Regions from separate parts of the Homo sapiens genome. Here region 2 is linked to region 1. Evidence: read pairs that join two places in POLR2A ChIA-PET (ENCODE). Cell type or tissue: K562. All regions are shown on one strand.

What was found. ChIA-PET counts read pairs that join two places held together with the same protein. Peaks named below come from ENCODE experiments on the same cell type or tissue, not always from the same donor. Only the 100,000 strongest peaks of a DNase experiment are listed, where the experiment ranks them.
Region 2: POLR2A ChIA-PET joins it to region 1 with 11 read pairs; 10 of 35 experiments call an interaction of 5 or more read pairs at or near these places.

The regions. Positions count from the first base shown.
Region 1 is chr22:23,257,521-23,265,520 of GRCh38, reverse strand. It overlaps BCR (BCR activator of RhoGEF and GTPase), which reads right to left. Exons shown (of 23, transcript NM_004327.4): 3 at 4,467-4,571; 4 at 3,981-4,166. It also overlaps the pseudogene RN7SL263P and the pseudogene FBXW4P1. Among named protein-coding and RNA genes, the nearest start is that of LINC02556, 65 kb to the left of the region's middle. RefSeq lists enhancers at 1,103-1,352, 7,624-8,000. In K562, CTCF peaks have their summits at 366 and 4,946; DNase peaks (open chromatin) are centred at 190, 4,470, 4,746, 5,122 and 9 weaker places.
Region 2 is chr22:23,169,735-23,177,734 of GRCh38, reverse strand. It overlaps a transcript of RSPH14 not described here. Among named protein-coding and RNA genes, the nearest start is that of BCR, 6.8 kb to the left of the region's middle. RefSeq lists a silencer at 780-879 and enhancers at 1,267-1,366, 3,459-3,753, 3,739-3,788. In K562, no CTCF peak of the experiment used is centred here; DNase peaks (open chromatin) are centred at 364 and 3,634; H3K27me3 peaks cover 371 bases.

The DNA of each region.
Region 1 (8,000 bases):
CTGAACCACTGGACGTGGATCACGAGTTCCTGGGCTTGGAAGAGGCACCGGAGCTGGGAAGGGCACTGCAAGCTCCTTTGGTCCTAAGACTTGTCCAACCCGGAAACCTGACAGAGCGATGCTGGGCCAACCCTACTGAGCTGGTCATGGGGACAAGGGCAGGCACCGGGCCTATCTGTCCTTGGGGAGTCCCCAGCACCCAGCCCAGGTTGAACACACGTGAGTACTCAGCTCGTCGTTATGGGGAACAACTTCCCACTGCAACGCCAGCCTCTCCTCCGAGTCTTCCGGCTGCATCATCTGACGCATGAAGGTAGCTCAAGGCCTCCAGGGCAGCCAGCGGAAACCTTCCAAAGTTAAATTCCAGTGTTCCTCAGATATTAAAGTTTTAAAAAAGTCTCTGAGTGATTTCGGAATATTATCTGGCAAAGAGCTCTGGATGTGTGTTTTTTTCCCCCCAACAACACGATTCTCCATTTCTCAGGAGGGCGGCAGGCCAAGTCACGTCCACTAGGTTTTTTTTCTTTTTTTTTCTGTGAACAATCAAGCTTTATTTTTACAAAAATGAAAATTGTAAAATCTCTCAACAGCCAGCCTGAGGTAGGGCTGGCTAGAACTCACTCAGAACTGCTGGGTTCCCTTTGCCCTCTCTTGGTTTCAAAACAAAACCAGGCCACAGTGCCCCAGGAATGAACCTCTGGCCCCGAGAGGTTGGTCAAGCGTGAGGTCTGGCTGGTGCTAGCGGGCTATTGGCAGCCTCACCTTTCTTTCCAGGAAGTGGCAGAAAGAAACCACCTGGGAAGGCGGGAGAACCTCACCTCACTCTGTAGGCTATCACGGCTCTAATAAGGGGTGTAGGATGGGCCTCTCCAGGCCAGATCCTTGCTCTGGCCAAACAGAGTCGCAGGGCCGAGGTTCAGCTGCACTCCTCTAAAGCAGCAGGTCCTGCCTCTCCAACAGGTTCCTGGGAGGGACTGCATCTCTGGTAAGCCACAAAGCTCCAGGAGTCAGAAGCCTCTACTGCAAGGTGCCTGAGCACTGGGGTCACAGGCCCAGGAGCACAGTGGGGCAGTGGGGAGGAACTATCACTGCACCCTTCATGCAAGAGAGGTCCCTGACTCACTGGTCTCCTTGGCCCACAGGCAGGGGTGGCCCTGACGGTCACGGGTTTTGAATATCCAGGACGTGGAGGTTGTAAGACAGCGCAGCATAGAGATGCTTGGTGGTGAGATGCAGGCAGTACACAGGGCTGCCGAGGCGGGTCGACGTCAGCGGGAAGGTGTGCGGGCAGGCCCTTTGGTGCCGGTCCCACAGCCGTACAACGCTATAGAAGGAGGAACCTGTGGCAAGCAAGTGGTTGCCATCTGTCTGCAGGCAGTACAGGGTGCTGTTGTGGGGCTCCTCCCACTCCATGACACATTTCCGGACACTGGTGCGGCAGTCCCAGTAGCGAACATAGGTGTCATAGCCACAGGAGAGCAGTGCGAAAGGGGACTCATATATGACATCCAGCACCCCAGCCCTTGGGGGAAAGTCTCTGTCCAAGTGTGTCATCAGCTGCCCACTGTTGAGGTCCCAGATTTTCAGGGGTGAGAAGTGCCCACAACAAGCCGTCCCTGTCACAAAAGAGCTGAGTAATGGCCTGATAGCAACAGACCAGATTTGGTCTTCAGTCTGGATGGTGTATAAACACTACCCCAGCTGGCCTGAGGCCAAAGGCCACACCTTGGCCGTCCTGTCCCTGGAGCCACTCACAATGATATGATGCCCCCTTTGCAATCCACACAGTTCACCTCCTGTTCATGAGCCCAGTACTTGGCAGCGAAGGTGCTGTGAATCTTACCAAGGCCAATCTTCCCATCTCCTCCTGCACTGACAATATGCGAGGTGGCCAGCACAAAGTGGCAAACGTCCTCATCATGCCCAGCAGACTCCCAGAGGCTGACGGTTCAAGCTGGCACCATCTGGACGGAACTGGTAGGCCAGGATGAAATTAGCCTGGGATATGTACAAAGCATCATCCTCTAGCTGCATCCAGGGCATCTGACTGCATCTCCACTTCAGCAGAATCCCCTCTCGGCAGCACCCCACTATCCAGTTCTGAGACACCTTCACTGGGACACTGGTCATCAGGTTGGTGCCGAGCCGCGTGAAGCCGGAGTTGAGCGAGGCCCAGGCTATCTGGCGCCGGAGCAGGTCGCAGTTGGTGAAGTGCCACAGCCAGCGGTACACCTGGGCCAGGCGGCCGAGGGCCCGCATGTCGAGGTAGGAGCACATGTGCAGCAGCAGCACTTCCGGCAGGCGCCAGAGCGCTGGCCCCGCAGCCGGGCAGGCGGCTGACTCCCGAGCCGCCTCCTCCTCCTCCTCCCTGGCTGCCGCCGCCATGGCCGCCCCTGTCCCCGGGATGTAGGCCCAAACCTGACCTCCTTGTCCTTGTACTCTTCCCGGCCTGGCGCCCTCCCGCCGCCTAGCCCTGACCCTCCATTCCTCCTTCCCATACTTTCTTCCTTGTGCCTCTTTCCCGGCCCCTACGCTCCCCTCATCTCCTTTGATGATGCCTCTCGCCCCTTCCTCCACGCTTCCGCCTCCCTCTGCTTCCTCTCTTGGGCGTGTCCTCGCTCCCGCCTCAGCCCCCGGCCCGCTGCCTCCTTCGCCGTCTGCGGCCCGGGCTTCCCTTCCGCCCTGCTTCCTCTTCCGCCTTGCCCCTCTCGCTCGCTTTTCCCTTCCTCTTCCCCTTCCTTCGCTTCCCCCTCGTCACCCTCCCTTCCTGCAGCTTCTTCGCCTCTCCGCCCCCGCCCTCACCCGGGCCCGCCCTCACCCGGGCCCGCCATTCCCGGCGGCCCCACACCCAGCGGCCCTGGCTGCCCAAGAGCAGCTGCGGGGCAGCCCGACGCGGAGCCCAGCCCGAGCCACCACCCTCCACTAGGTTTAAAACTGCTGACACACACACGGAGAAACGGGGGTGGGGGGGCTTCAAAGATGGAGGGGGCAGCATGTATCAAAATACAGCCTCCTGCTCTCTGGCCATGGGGGAAAGAGCCCCAGGGAGCAAGAACTGGAACAAATTAAGTGCCTTCTGTGTTCCTCAAGCCTTAGCTCTGGCCTGGAGTCTGGGGGTCTGCAGCACAGGGTGGCAGAGGGAGGGGTCCCCCTACAGGAAAGCCACACCTCAGAGCAGAAAACTCAGCCCCCAGCACCAGCCAAGGGGAGGCCCGAGGCCAGAGCTGTGTGTCTCGGTAGTCCAGAAGTGCTGGGGGAAGGGCTTTTAAGGAATCACATGCTCTTCACACTTAGAGGGGGGCCTGGCCTCTGGCCACACCTGCCCCTAGAGGACTTGTTTCCCAGCGGAGGAAGCCTGCTTTAGGGAAAGTGTGTGCACACAGGGTGTGATGGTGCACACAGGGTGTGATGGCGCACACAGGGTGTGATGGCGTGCACCTGTAGTCCCAGCCACACACAGGGTGTGGTGGCGTGCACCTATAGCCCCAGCTACGCGGAAGGCTGAGGCCGGAGGATGGCTTCAGTCAGGAGTTCTGGGCTGTAGTGCACTACACACTAAGTTTGGCATCAATATGGTGACCTCCCAGGAGTCGGGAACCATCAGTTTGCCTAAGAAGGAGTGAAACAGCCAAGGTTGGAAAGGAAGGAGGTCAAAACTCCCGTGCTGATGAGCAGTGGAATTGCGCCTGTGAATAGCCACTGCACTCCAGCCTGGACAACGTAGTAAGTCCCCATCTCTTTTTAAAAATAACTATCTAAATAAATATAAATTAGAAAAAAAAAAAAAAAGGCTGGGCATGGCGGCTCACGCCTGTAATCTCAGTACTTTGGGAGGCTGAGGCAGGTGGATCACTTGAGGTTAGGAGTTTGAGACCAGCCTGGCCAACATAGCAAAACCCTGTCTCTACTAAAAATGCAAAAAATTAGCTGGACGTGGTGGTACACGCCTGTAGTCCCAGCACCGGCCCTGGGTTACTCACCAGCTTCTGGAAGAGGTCGCCCACCCGCTGCTGGTGGCTCCACTGCTGCACGCGGGGGAAGAGCCCATCATAGAACTCCTTGTGGATCTCGTAGAGCTCAGGCACTTTGAAGAAGATGGTCTCGATCTGCTGACTCGTCAGCACCGGCTGAGAGGTGGTGGCAGCGGCTTTCAAAGGCTTCATGGGCTGGAAGAGGGCACAAGTGAGGTAGCACAGGTGAGAGGGGCTGCCATCCGTCAGGTGCATTGTATGGCAGTAGACAGTCATGGTTACCTGACATATGCACTTTTATTTTTAAATCACATAACAAATACAATTTTAAAACCAGCTTGGTTTGGCAACTCAGTCTTCCACTGGTATCCACTCCAGGGATGGCGAGCTGCACCCAGGCTCTGACAGCTGACCTGGGACTTAAGGGCAAAGAGGCTCCCCAACCCTGTCACCCTGCCCCATCCCGCCCTGCTCAGCTCCCTAAATCCTCCTCACCAGCAGCAGTGCCTCCAGGTGGCTCAGGTAAGTCTCCTCGCTAGCCAGGATTCCCGACAGGACCCATTTTCTCATCTCCAAGCCCTTTTCCAAGTCCAGCTCACTCTGCAGGAGAAATAGACAGAAGTCAGCCTGGAAGGGTGGTAGGGGGATTCTTCCATCAGGGCCCTCTGAGAGAGGAGGGCCAGCTTGTTGACCTCTGGACAAACCCCTGCCCCCACAAAGGCTCCACATGGAATTAAAGGGAGGCAGGGGACCCTCCGCACATACTAAGCCACACACTCACAGTCACTGAGAATCCCGGGGAGGGGGGTCATCTGGCAACACCAGGGCCACCCTTACTCTTGCCAGACCACGAAACAGAGTTTGGTGCGGAGCAGGCTGGGCCAGGCCTCCCTCCACGCTTCTGCATGCAACCCAAGGGCAGCTGCCTGACACAGTCAGGGAAGGAGAAGGAGGCTCTGACCTGAGGGGGCGTCAGAGCCCACAGCATGGCCACCTGGCTTCTGCTGCAGCCAAACTCCACTCCCCACTGCTCACCTGGGGCCCGCCTCACCTGGATTCTCTGACTGCTGCCGCCACATGACCCTTCGATTGACGGGGCCCAGGCAGCACCGCCTTCTCCAGATGCCCTCCCTCCCAGCCACAGGGACTGCTACCATCTGCCCCAGAAGAACCCTGTCCCTGGGGCTCAAGGCCTGTGTCCCCTGACCCTGCTTTTTAGACCCTGACATCACTGGACTGGCAGGGACCCTCTTACATGTGGGCTATGACAAAGTCCCCCCTTCTCATTAGCGTCCCTGCTGAAAGTTCAGGGAAGCTCTACTGTTTTTGTCTCCAAATGATGAAGCTGACACATTGTTGGATGTTGATGTAGGGGACAGAGCCCATGCCCCTGGGAGGCCACCTTCTAGTCCTAGTTATGATAACATCTCCCCTCCCCACTCAAATTCACGTGGAAGCCCTAACCCCCAGTACCTTAGAACGTTACCGTATCTGAAGGCAGGGCCTTTAAGGTAAACTGAAGCCAAAAGGTTCCATATGTCACATTCTTTTTTGTTTTTTTTGAGACGATGTCTCACTCTGTCGCTCAGGCTGGAGCGCTGTGGCACAGTCACAGCTTACTGCAGCCTTGAGAGCCCAGGCTCAAGTCATCCTCCCATCTGAGCCTCCCAAGTAGCTGGGACCTCATGCACCCACCACCTCGCTCTGCTAACTTAAACATTTTTGGGGGGTCCAGGCTCAATGTCTCACGCCTGTAATCCCAGCAGTTTGGGAGGCCGAGGCGGGCAGATCACCTGAGGCCAGGAGTTCGAGATCACCAGCCTTGGCCAACATGGTGAAACCCCGTCTCTACTAAAAATACAAAAATTAGCCGGGTGTGGTGGCGGGCACCTATAATCCCCACTACTTGGGAGGCAGAGGCAGGAGAATTGCCTGAACACAGGAGGGGGAGGTTGCAGTGAGCCGAGACCATGCTGTGGCACTCCAGCCTGGGCAACAAGAGCGAAACTCCATCTCAAAAAAAAAAAAAAAATTTTTTTTTTGGTAATAGAAACAAGGTCTTGTCATGTTGCCCAGGCTGGTCTCAAACTCCTGAGCTCAAGCGGTCCTTCTACCTCAAACTCCCAGAGTGGTGGGATTACAGGCATGAGCCATGTTACCCCACCAGGACTGGGGTGCTTGTAAAAGAAGAGGTCAGGACACAGACTCAAATGGAGGGAACATTATGTGAAGACACATAGAGAAGACAAGCCCAGGAGAGGGGCCCGAGAAGAAACCAACCCTGCCCACCCCTTGATCTTGGATTTCAGGCCTCCAGGACTAGGAGAAAATAAACTCCTGTTCTTTAAGCCCCCCAGTCTGTGATGCTTTGTTACAACAGTCCCAGCAAAGGCATGACACCAAAGATGATGATGCCAAAGGCCACAGAAATCGCCACCTGACTTCCTGGCCACTCCCGCCTACTCCCTGGCCACTGGCAATGTTGGAGGCTGGCCATGCCCATGGCAGCACCTCAGTGCTCCACCGGGCTGAGGCCGTGCTCCCTTTGTTCCGCCTGTGCCCAATGGCCCTGCCTGCAGTCAGAGGAAAGTGTGTGGGTGCGGGGGGTGGGGGTGGTGCCAGGTCCGGTGTCTGTGACAGCCCCGTCCACTTCTCCACTGGTTGCTGGGCTCACAGGCGTGGAACTGGGGCGGTGGTCCCTGATCACTCACTTTCCCACTTTCGGGGAAAATCACTGGCTGCGGGCAGGCTTCTCGTTGGCCCCGCTGACATCTAGGCCCGGAGGAGTCTCTGTCAGGGGCTGGGTGGCATCCTGTGCCTTGCAGGATTCTGTGCAGCATCCTTGCCTCTACCTATCGTATGTGAGTAACACCCTCTCCCCCGAGGTGTGGCAGCCACAATGTCTCCAGGCGCTGCCACACATGCCCTGGGAGCAGAATCACCTCCAGTGAGAACTGATGGGTTTGAGGAAGGATCTGACTGAGGTCAGCTCAGGCCTCATGGTATCTGTAGAATTTGGAATCAGGGTCCCAGCACAGCCCCTGCCTACTCCCAACCCTGCTGTCCTATTTCCCTGGCCCTCTAGGAGGGAGGCATGTCATGGTATAGACAGCAGGTTCAACACGAAGTGCCCAGGGCCTGGCCTGCCCCATGGTCTCAGGCAAATGCCCTCCGGCCCTGAGCCTCCACTGCCCGGGGAGGGAGCCCCACCCTGTGCCCCATTTGAGTCCCTGGGGCTTGGACCACACATCCTCACTTGCCCACTGGGACCATCTAAAAAGCCTTCCTGGGCCACCTTTTTGCCCTGGGAATCTCCTAAGTGTGTGCACACTTGTGTGAATGTATGCATGAGGTGTCAGCATGCCCGGGTGCCTGTGTATATGTGTGTATATATATGCATTTATACACACGTACATGTGTGTGGGGGGGACAGCCATCAAGATCTGGGCTGAGAGCAGCTCCAAGGAAAAGGACACGCAGGTTCCATGCACACCTGTCCCCCCAGGGCAGGGTAGGCAGTGACTCCACGGGTGGGAGCCTCCAGGCCACGGCTGTGCCTGAGCTAGGAACTTCCCTGTCTAGCACAGTGCCCAGAACACCCAGGTGCTCAATTAAGATTCATTTAATAAATCAATGAGTGGATCTTAAACACCTGGTTGTATCCTAGTGTTGGCTGCGTTTTTATGAATCTCTGAGGGCTCCTTCAGGGTCTCCGTACTCTCACTTGGAGACAGTTGGGTCCAAGGAACCCAGGGCTGTCAGTTGAGCCTGCCTTGGTGCCCTGAAATGCTACCCAAGTTCAGCAAGTCTGCTGCCCATGGTGCACATACACGTAGGGTGGGGCGACCTATGACACCCCCTCTCTGCCCATCATGAATGGTGGAGTCTTTGGGGAAAGCACCCCAGCTGCCCCTGCAGGTGCCTCCTACTGTGTGCAGATGCCGCTCCCTGCTCCACAAGAGGAGAAGAGGTGAAGGGAATGGTGGGTCCCTTGGGCAGCGCCACCCATCCACCCAGCCTGCCAGCCGT
Region 2 (8,000 bases), 88 kb after region 1:
GACACGTCCAGATAGTGGCTTTCTCCCTTGTGGGACAGCCTCTTCTGGCCCCAAGGACACTGTTCTCTCCTCAGGACTTCCCTGAAAGCACCCCTATCCTGAGCCTCTGGGCCTTTCCTGTAGAGTTTTCTTATCATCCATCCCTCCCTAGGGAGGAATGCAGCAGGGCATGGGCATGGGCATGGGGTTTAGACACACATAACACTCTGTAATCCCCCACTCAGTGTCTGTTCCAACTAGATCTAAACTCTGCAAGGTCACAGACCTGTTTGTCTTGTTCCCCTATGTCTCTCATATAGTGAGCTCAGAGTAAGTGCTCAACCAGGTCTGGTGGAATGAGGAACCAGATGTGTGCATGGCCTGGAGGGCAGATAGGTCACCGAGAGCGATGCCTGTGTATGGGGGAGGAAGTGATAAGGCATTCACAGCCCGGCTATAGCAAAGGTGTGTGTGTCCTGTGGGAGAAGGCACAGTTCGGGGAAAGGCTTGCCAGGGGAGGTGATGCCTGAGCTGGTCCTAAGGACAAGGACCAGGTAGGCAAAGGACAAGGAGGCTTCAAAGTTCTGTTTGAGGAGCAGCCAGGTTGGGAGATGAGGCTGGTGTAGGCAGTAGGAAGTGGGATCAGAGGTGAGGCAGGGCCTTGTAGGCCTGCACAAAGTTTGGGTTTTATTCTAAATGCAAGGAAAAGCTGCTCAAAGGTTCTAGACCTGCACTGTCCGATAGAACTTGCCAGTACCATGGGCATGTTCTGTAATCTGTGCTGCACAATGTGGCAGCCACGAGCTGCCCCGTGTGATTACTGAGCATCTGAAACGTGGCTGGGGCAGCTGAAGAACTGAATGTTTGGTTTCGTGTTAGTGAGTTTCAATGGCCACCGTGGCTGCTGTACTCAACCGCACAGGAAGCGGGGTGACTTGCTGGGGTCTGTTGCATGGAAGGTTGGGCGTGGGAGGTGGGAGTAGGGGGAGTGGTTGGGGATTGTGGCAATTGTTTATGAGGAAGGCATTGGTGACCCAGAATAGGGCAGAAGCAAGGTACCCCAGAGAAGGGGTTAGAATTCAGGAGCATTCTGGAAGTAAAACTCATGGGACTTGTAGATGGAGTGGGTGTGGGGAATGAGGGATGTTGGGGTGATCAGACCCAACACCAGGCCGTGGGGGCGACAAAGTCTGGCGGAGTCAAAGGAGTGAGAAAAGGCAAGAGAGAAAGTGGGACCAGGGGGCCAACGCTAGTATAGAGGCTGCAAAGGCCTCTAGCCCTAGGAGCCTATGCTATTTATTGGTGATCAAACAAAGAAACAGGTGGTGAGGATGTGGGGATTGAAAGGAAGCGGTGTATCAAGCAAATGAGCTACAGCTGTGACAGTTTAGCATTTTCTTTGAAACATATGGCTACTTGAGATAATGAGAGTGCTAGAAGGAAGGAGCCAGCAAGTCTAGCAGACATGCAAGCCCTGCCTCAGCTTCTCTCCCCACACCCAGCTTTTCCCCAACAGAGGGAGGCCAGCTCATGGGGATGACTTTGGGATGGTGACTGCAACAGGCAAGCAGAGGTGCCTGCACAGGGCTTCAGGTCCGCATAGCCCATCCATGAGCAGGCATCAGGCAGAGGGTGACCCTGTTGCACCAAGGAGCAATGAAGACCTCAGAGAGAAAGTGGAGTGTTGCCAGTGAATCGATGTTGTTTGTTGCCACGGGGCTGGAGACTCTCCCCCTGCCTGCGTGAGGCTGGGTGGAGAAGGGACAGTTACTGGACTAGGGGGGAAGTAGAGGCAGAGGGACTGAGAAGGGACTGGCCAGGGAGATGATGGGGACCCTGGAGTCTGAGCGGAGAAGACTCAGTGAAGAAGGCAGAGCCTCATGCTGATAGCTGCTGTTCCCTCAGTGGGAAGGATGCTAGCTGAGTCTGGCATCATGAGGCCGGCAGGGCAGAGGTGGGCCCTGGAACTTGGCTGCAGAAGCTGGAGGCTGGATGGGCCCTGAGCGCTACCCCAGGAGCCTTCTGAGGGGTTCAGCAGGAGGAGGGGGCTTCACCAAGGGCTCCACAGCTGTCTATGAGCAGTGGGTGACATTTATTTTCTAAATCATCATGCTTTTCTAAATTCTTCATAATAAAACGCCTATCTATGGCTCACGCCTGTAATCCCAGCACTTTGGGAGGCTAGGCGGGCGGGTCACTTGAGGTCAGGAGTTTAAGATCAGACTGGCCAATATGGTGAAACCCTGTCTCTACCAAAAATATAAAAATTAGCTGGGCATGGTGACTCCAGAGGCGGAGGCTGGAGAATTGCTTGGATCCAGTAGGCGGAGGTTGCAGTGAGGGGAGATTACGCCACTGCACTCCAGCCTGGGTGATGGAGTGAGACTCTGTCTCAAGAAAAAACAAACAAACAAGCCAACCCACCTATCTTTTGTAATTTAAAAAAAAATAGATTTTTTGCCAAGTGCCGTGGCTGACGCCTGTAATCCCAGCACTTTGGGAGGCCGAGGCGGGCAGATCATGAGGTCAGGATATCGAGACCATTCTGGCTAACACGGTGAAACCCCGACTCTACTAAAAATACAAAAACAAATTAGCCGGGTGTGGTGGTGGGCGTCTGTAGTCCCAGCTACTCGGAGGCTGAGGCAGGAGAATGGCGTGAACCCAGGAGGCGGAGCTTGTAGTGAGCCAAGATTGCGTCACTGCACTCCAGCCTGGGTGACAGAGCGAGACTCTGTCTGAAAAAAAAAAAAAATTTTTTTTTTACAATCTTTTTTTCTTTTTTTTTGAGACGGAGTTTTGCTCTTGTTGCCCAGGCTGCAGTGCAATGGCGTGATCTCAGCTCACCACAACCTCCGCTTCCCGGTTCAAGCAATTCTCCTGCCTCAGCCTCCCGAGTAGCTGGGATTACAGGCATGCACCACCATTCCTGGCTAATTTTGTATTTTTAGTAGAAACGGGGTTTCTCCATGTTGGTCAGGCTGGTTGCGAACTCCCAACCTCAGGGGATCCACCTGCCTCAGCCTCCCAAAGTACTGGGATTACAGGCGTGAGCCACCACACTCAGCTTTTTTTTTTTTTACAACTTTATTGAAGTATAATTGAAGTGTCATAAACTGCGCATAAGGAGTGCGATTTGATGAGTGTTGACATCTGTGTATACTTTGAAGCCATCGCCACAATTAGATAACAAGTATTTCCAGCATCCCCAATCCATATTATGTTTTTAAATCTCGAAACTAAAATATAACAGAGAAGTGGGGTTTTTGGTGATGTTCCCCCTCAATTTCCCTTGTTCTCTGAGTGTGGTTACATGATTCTATTATTTATTTATTTACTTATATATTTTTTGAGATGGGGGTCTCGCTCTGTGACCCATGCTGGAGTGCATTATTGCAATCCTAGCTCACTGCAGCCTTAGACGCCTGGGCTTAAGTGATCCTCCTAACTCAGCTCCCCGAAGTGCTGGGATTACAGGCGTGAGCCACAGTGCCCAGCCTAGAAGTAATTTTAAAATCAAAACACACACACACACCGTCACACACCCTCAGCAGCAGCCCAAGTGGTTCCTAGGCCCCAAGCAAAAGTTCCAGCAAACCCCTCCCGGAGGCCACCCTTTCCCTTTACTGGAAGAACAGGCTGGGACCCAACCGCCCCCTCTGCTGGAGACAATGCAGAACTTCTCATGCCTCAAAGCCCTGGGGATGGAAAGCATGCAGGTGTCAGTCAACAGATGAAAGAATAGAGGCTGGGCACAGTGGCTCACACCTGTAATCCCAGCACTTTGGGAGGCCGAGGAGGGTGGATCATTTGAGGTCAGGAGTTCAAGACCAGCCTGACCAACATGGCGAAACCCTGTCTCTACTAAAAATATGAAAAAGTTAGCCTGGTGTGGTGGCGCATGCCTGTAGTCCCAGCTACTCAGGAGGCTGAGGCAAGAGAATCGCTGGAACCCAGGAGATGGACGTTTGCAGTGAGCCAAGATCGTGCTGCTGCACTCCAGCCTAGGTGACAGAGCGAGACTCCGTCTCAAAATAAATAAATAGTAAATAATAACGGAGAAGAAGTTTGAGACCAGCCTGGGCACCATAGTGAGACCCCATCTCTAAAAAAAAAAAACAAAAAACAAAAAACCAAAAATAAAAAAATTACCTGAGCATTGTGGCATGTGTCTGTAGTCCCAGCTACTCTGGAGGCTGAGGTGGAAGGATTGCTTGAGCCAGGGAGGTTGAAGTTTTAGTGAGCTATGATCATACCCCTGCACTCCAGCCTGGGCGACAGAGTGAGACCCTGTCTCAAATTAAATAAATAAATGAAAAGAAGGCCAGGCACAGTGGCTGATGCCTGTAATCTCAGAACTTTGGGAGGCCGAGGCGGGCGGCTCACGAGGTCAGGAGATCGAGATCATCCTGGCTAACATGTTGAAACCCCATCTCTGCTAAAAATACAAAAAATTAGCTGGGCATGGTGGCAGGCACCTGTAGTCCCAGCTATTTGGGAGGCTGAGGCAGGAGAATGGCGTGAACCTGGAAGGCGGAGCTTGCAGTGAGCGGAGATCGCGCCACTGCACTCCAGCCTGGGTGACAGAGCGAGACTCCGTCTCAAAGAAAAAAAAGAAAAAAAGAAAGAAAGAAACTGTGGTACATCCAGACAATGGAATATTAATCAGCACTAAAAAGAAAGGAGCTGACAAGCCATGGAAAAACATGGAGGAAACTTAAATGCCTATTACCATATGAAAAGACACTATTCTGAAAAGGCTACATACTGTATGATTCCAAATATATGACATTCTTTTTTTTTTTTTAGATGCAGTCTCGTTCTGTACCCCAGGCTGGAGTGCAGTGGGGCGATCTCGGCTCACTGCAAGTTCCGCCTCCTGGGTTCATGCCATTCTCCTGCCTCAGCCTCCCGAGTAGCTGGGACTACAGGCGCCTGCCACCACACCCGGCTAATTTTTTGTATTTTTAGTAGAGATGGGGTTTCACCGTGTTAGCCAGGATGGTCTCGATCTCCTGACCTCACAATCCACCCTGCCTCGGCCTCCCAAAGTGCTGGGATTAAAGGTGTGAGCCACCGTGCCCAGTCTTTTTTTTTTTTTTTGAGACGGATTCTTGCTCCGCCTCCTGGGTTCATACCATTTCCTGCCTCAGCCTCCCAAGTAGCTGGGACTACAGGCACCCACTACCGCGCCTGGCTAATTTTTTGTATTTTTTTAGTAGAGATGGGGTTTCACCATGGTCTTGATCTCCTGACCTCGTGATCTGCCCGCCTCGGCCTCCCAAAGTGCTGGGATTACAGGCTGAGCCACTGCACCTGGCCTTTTTTTTTTTTTTTTTTGAGACAGAATCTCGCTCTGTCACCCAGGCTGGAGTACAATGGTGTGATCTTGGCTCACAGCAACCTCCACCTCCCGGATTCAAGCAGTTCTCCCACCTCAGCCTCCCAAGTAGCTGGGACTATACGCGCACCATCACTATAGGCAGAGATTGTAGTGAGCCATGATAGTGCCACTGCACTCCAGAGGGGCAACAGAACCAGACGCTGTCTGAAAAAGAAAAAAATGAAATGAAATATTGTACTGATAAATGCTACAACATGGATGAGCCTTGAAAACATTATGCTAAGTGAAAGAAGCAGTCACAAAAAGCCACATATTGTATGATTCCATTTGTATGTCTTATTCTTACAGAATCAGTTTATGATGGCAATTGTTTTAACAGATGGATATAAAATGCATTAAGGAAGGGTGCTTTTTAACAATTTTTGTTTCTTCTTCCTGGTAACCAGGTGCTTGAGGACTGGCCTGTTAGATAGGAAGCTGACTACAGATATGTGCCACCGATCCTGGCTTCCACTTTTTCACTGTTGTCAATAACATTGCTTGTTTTTTTTTTTTTGTTTTTTTTTTTTGAGACAGAGTTTTGCTCTTGTTGCCCAGGCTGGAGTGCAATGGCAAGATCTCAGCTCACCGCAATCTCTACCTCCCAGTTTCAAGCGATTCTCTTGCCTCAGCCTCCCGAGTAGCTGAGATTACAGGCACGTGCCACCACGCCTGGCTAATTTTGTATTTTTAGTAGAGACGGGGTTTCACCATGTTGATCAGGCTGGTCTCAAACTCCTGACCTCAGGTGATCCACCCCCACTGCCTCTCAAGGTGCTGGGATTACAGGTGTGAGCCACCGCGCTCAGCATGAATAATATTACTTGAATGTGTATGTACATGTATACAATGGACTGAATGTTTGTGTCCCCCAAAATTTGTATGTTGAAATTCTAGCTGGGCATTGTGGTACACACTTGTAGTTCCAGCTACTCCAGAGGCTGAGGTGGGAGGGTTGCTTGAATCTAGGAGTTCTGGGCTTTAGTGCACTATGCCTGTCAGGTGTCTGCACTAAGTTCAGCATCAGTATGATGACTTCCTGGGTCATCAACATGATGACCATCAGGTTTCCTAAGGAGGAGTGAACCTGCCCAGGTAGAAAGTGTAGGCCAGGCTCAGTGGCTCACGCCTGTAATCCCAGCACTTTGGGAGGCCACAGTGGGTGGATCATGAGGTCAGGAGATTGAGACCATCCTGGCCAACATGGTGAAACCTTGTCTCTACTAAAAATACAAAAATTGGCTGGGCGTGGTGGTGCACGCCTGTAGTCCCAGCTACTCAGGAGGCTGAGGCAGGAGGATCGCTTGAACCCGGGAGGCAGAGGCCGCAGTGAGCCAAGATTGCACTACTGCACTCCAGCCTGGGGACAGAGTGAGACTCCACCTTGAAAAAAAAAGAAGAAAAAAGAAAGTGCAACAGGCTAAAACTTCTGTGCCAATCAGTAGTGGGATTGTGCCTGTGAATAGCCACAGCACGCCAGCCTGGGGAACATAGTCAGACCCCATCTCTAAGTGGGAAATATGTAGGTATATATATATATATATATATGAAATTCTAACCCTCAATGTGCCTCGGAGGTAGTTAAGTCCTGGGTGGAGTCCTCGTGAATGGGATTAGTGGCCTTATTTATTTATTTATTTTGAGGTGGAGTCTCGCTCTGTCACCAGGCTGGAGTGCAGTGGCATGATCTCAGCTCACTGCAACCTCCGCCTCCTGGGTTCAAGCAATTCTTCTGCCTCAGCTTCCCGAGTAGCTGGGACTACAGGTGCTCACCACCACGCCCGGCTAATTTGTTTTTTTTTCACCATGTTGCCCAAGCTTCTCTCAAACTCCTGAGCTCAGGCAGTCTGTCCGCCTCGGCCTGCCAAAGTGCTAGGATTACAGGTGTGAGCCACTGTGCCTGGCTGGGATTAGTGGCCTTTTAAAGGAACCCTGAAGAGCGCTCTCAAATTCTTTTTGCTATGTGAGGATACAGTGAGAATTCTACAGTTTGTGACCTAGAAAAGGGCCCTTGCCAGAATCCAACCGTGTTGGCACCCTGATCTGGAACTTCCAGCCTCCGGGACTGTGAGAAATAAATTTCTGTTGTTCTAAAAACCACCTAGACTATGGCAGGCTCCCACTAAGGCAATGTACTTGTTTGAGTCTGCTTTCAGTTCTTTGGAGGATATACCTAGGAACGGTATATTTCTGGGCCATGTCATGTGACAATTCTATGTTTTACTTTTTGGGGAACTGCACAGGTGGCTTTTTCTTTTTTTGCTTTTTTTTTTTTTTTTAAAGGGTCTTGTTCAGTTGCTTAGGAGGGAGTGCAGTGGCACAATCTCAGCTCTCTGCAGTCTCAAGCTTCTGGGCCCAAGCGATCCTTCCACCTCAGCCTCACAAGTAGCTGGGACTACAGGCACACACCACCATGCCCAGCTAATTTTTATAGTTTTTGTAGAGACAGTTTTGCCATGTTGCCCTGTTCTCGAATTCCTGAGCTCAAGCGATCCGCCCACCTCCACCTCCCAAAGTGCCAGAATTACAGGTGTGCACCACCGCACCCAGCCAAGGTACCTTTTTCTAATTCACCCAAAGGCCCCTTGTGGGTGGGTGCAATGGCTCTGCTCATGAGGGTCACACAGTCTTCAGGGGT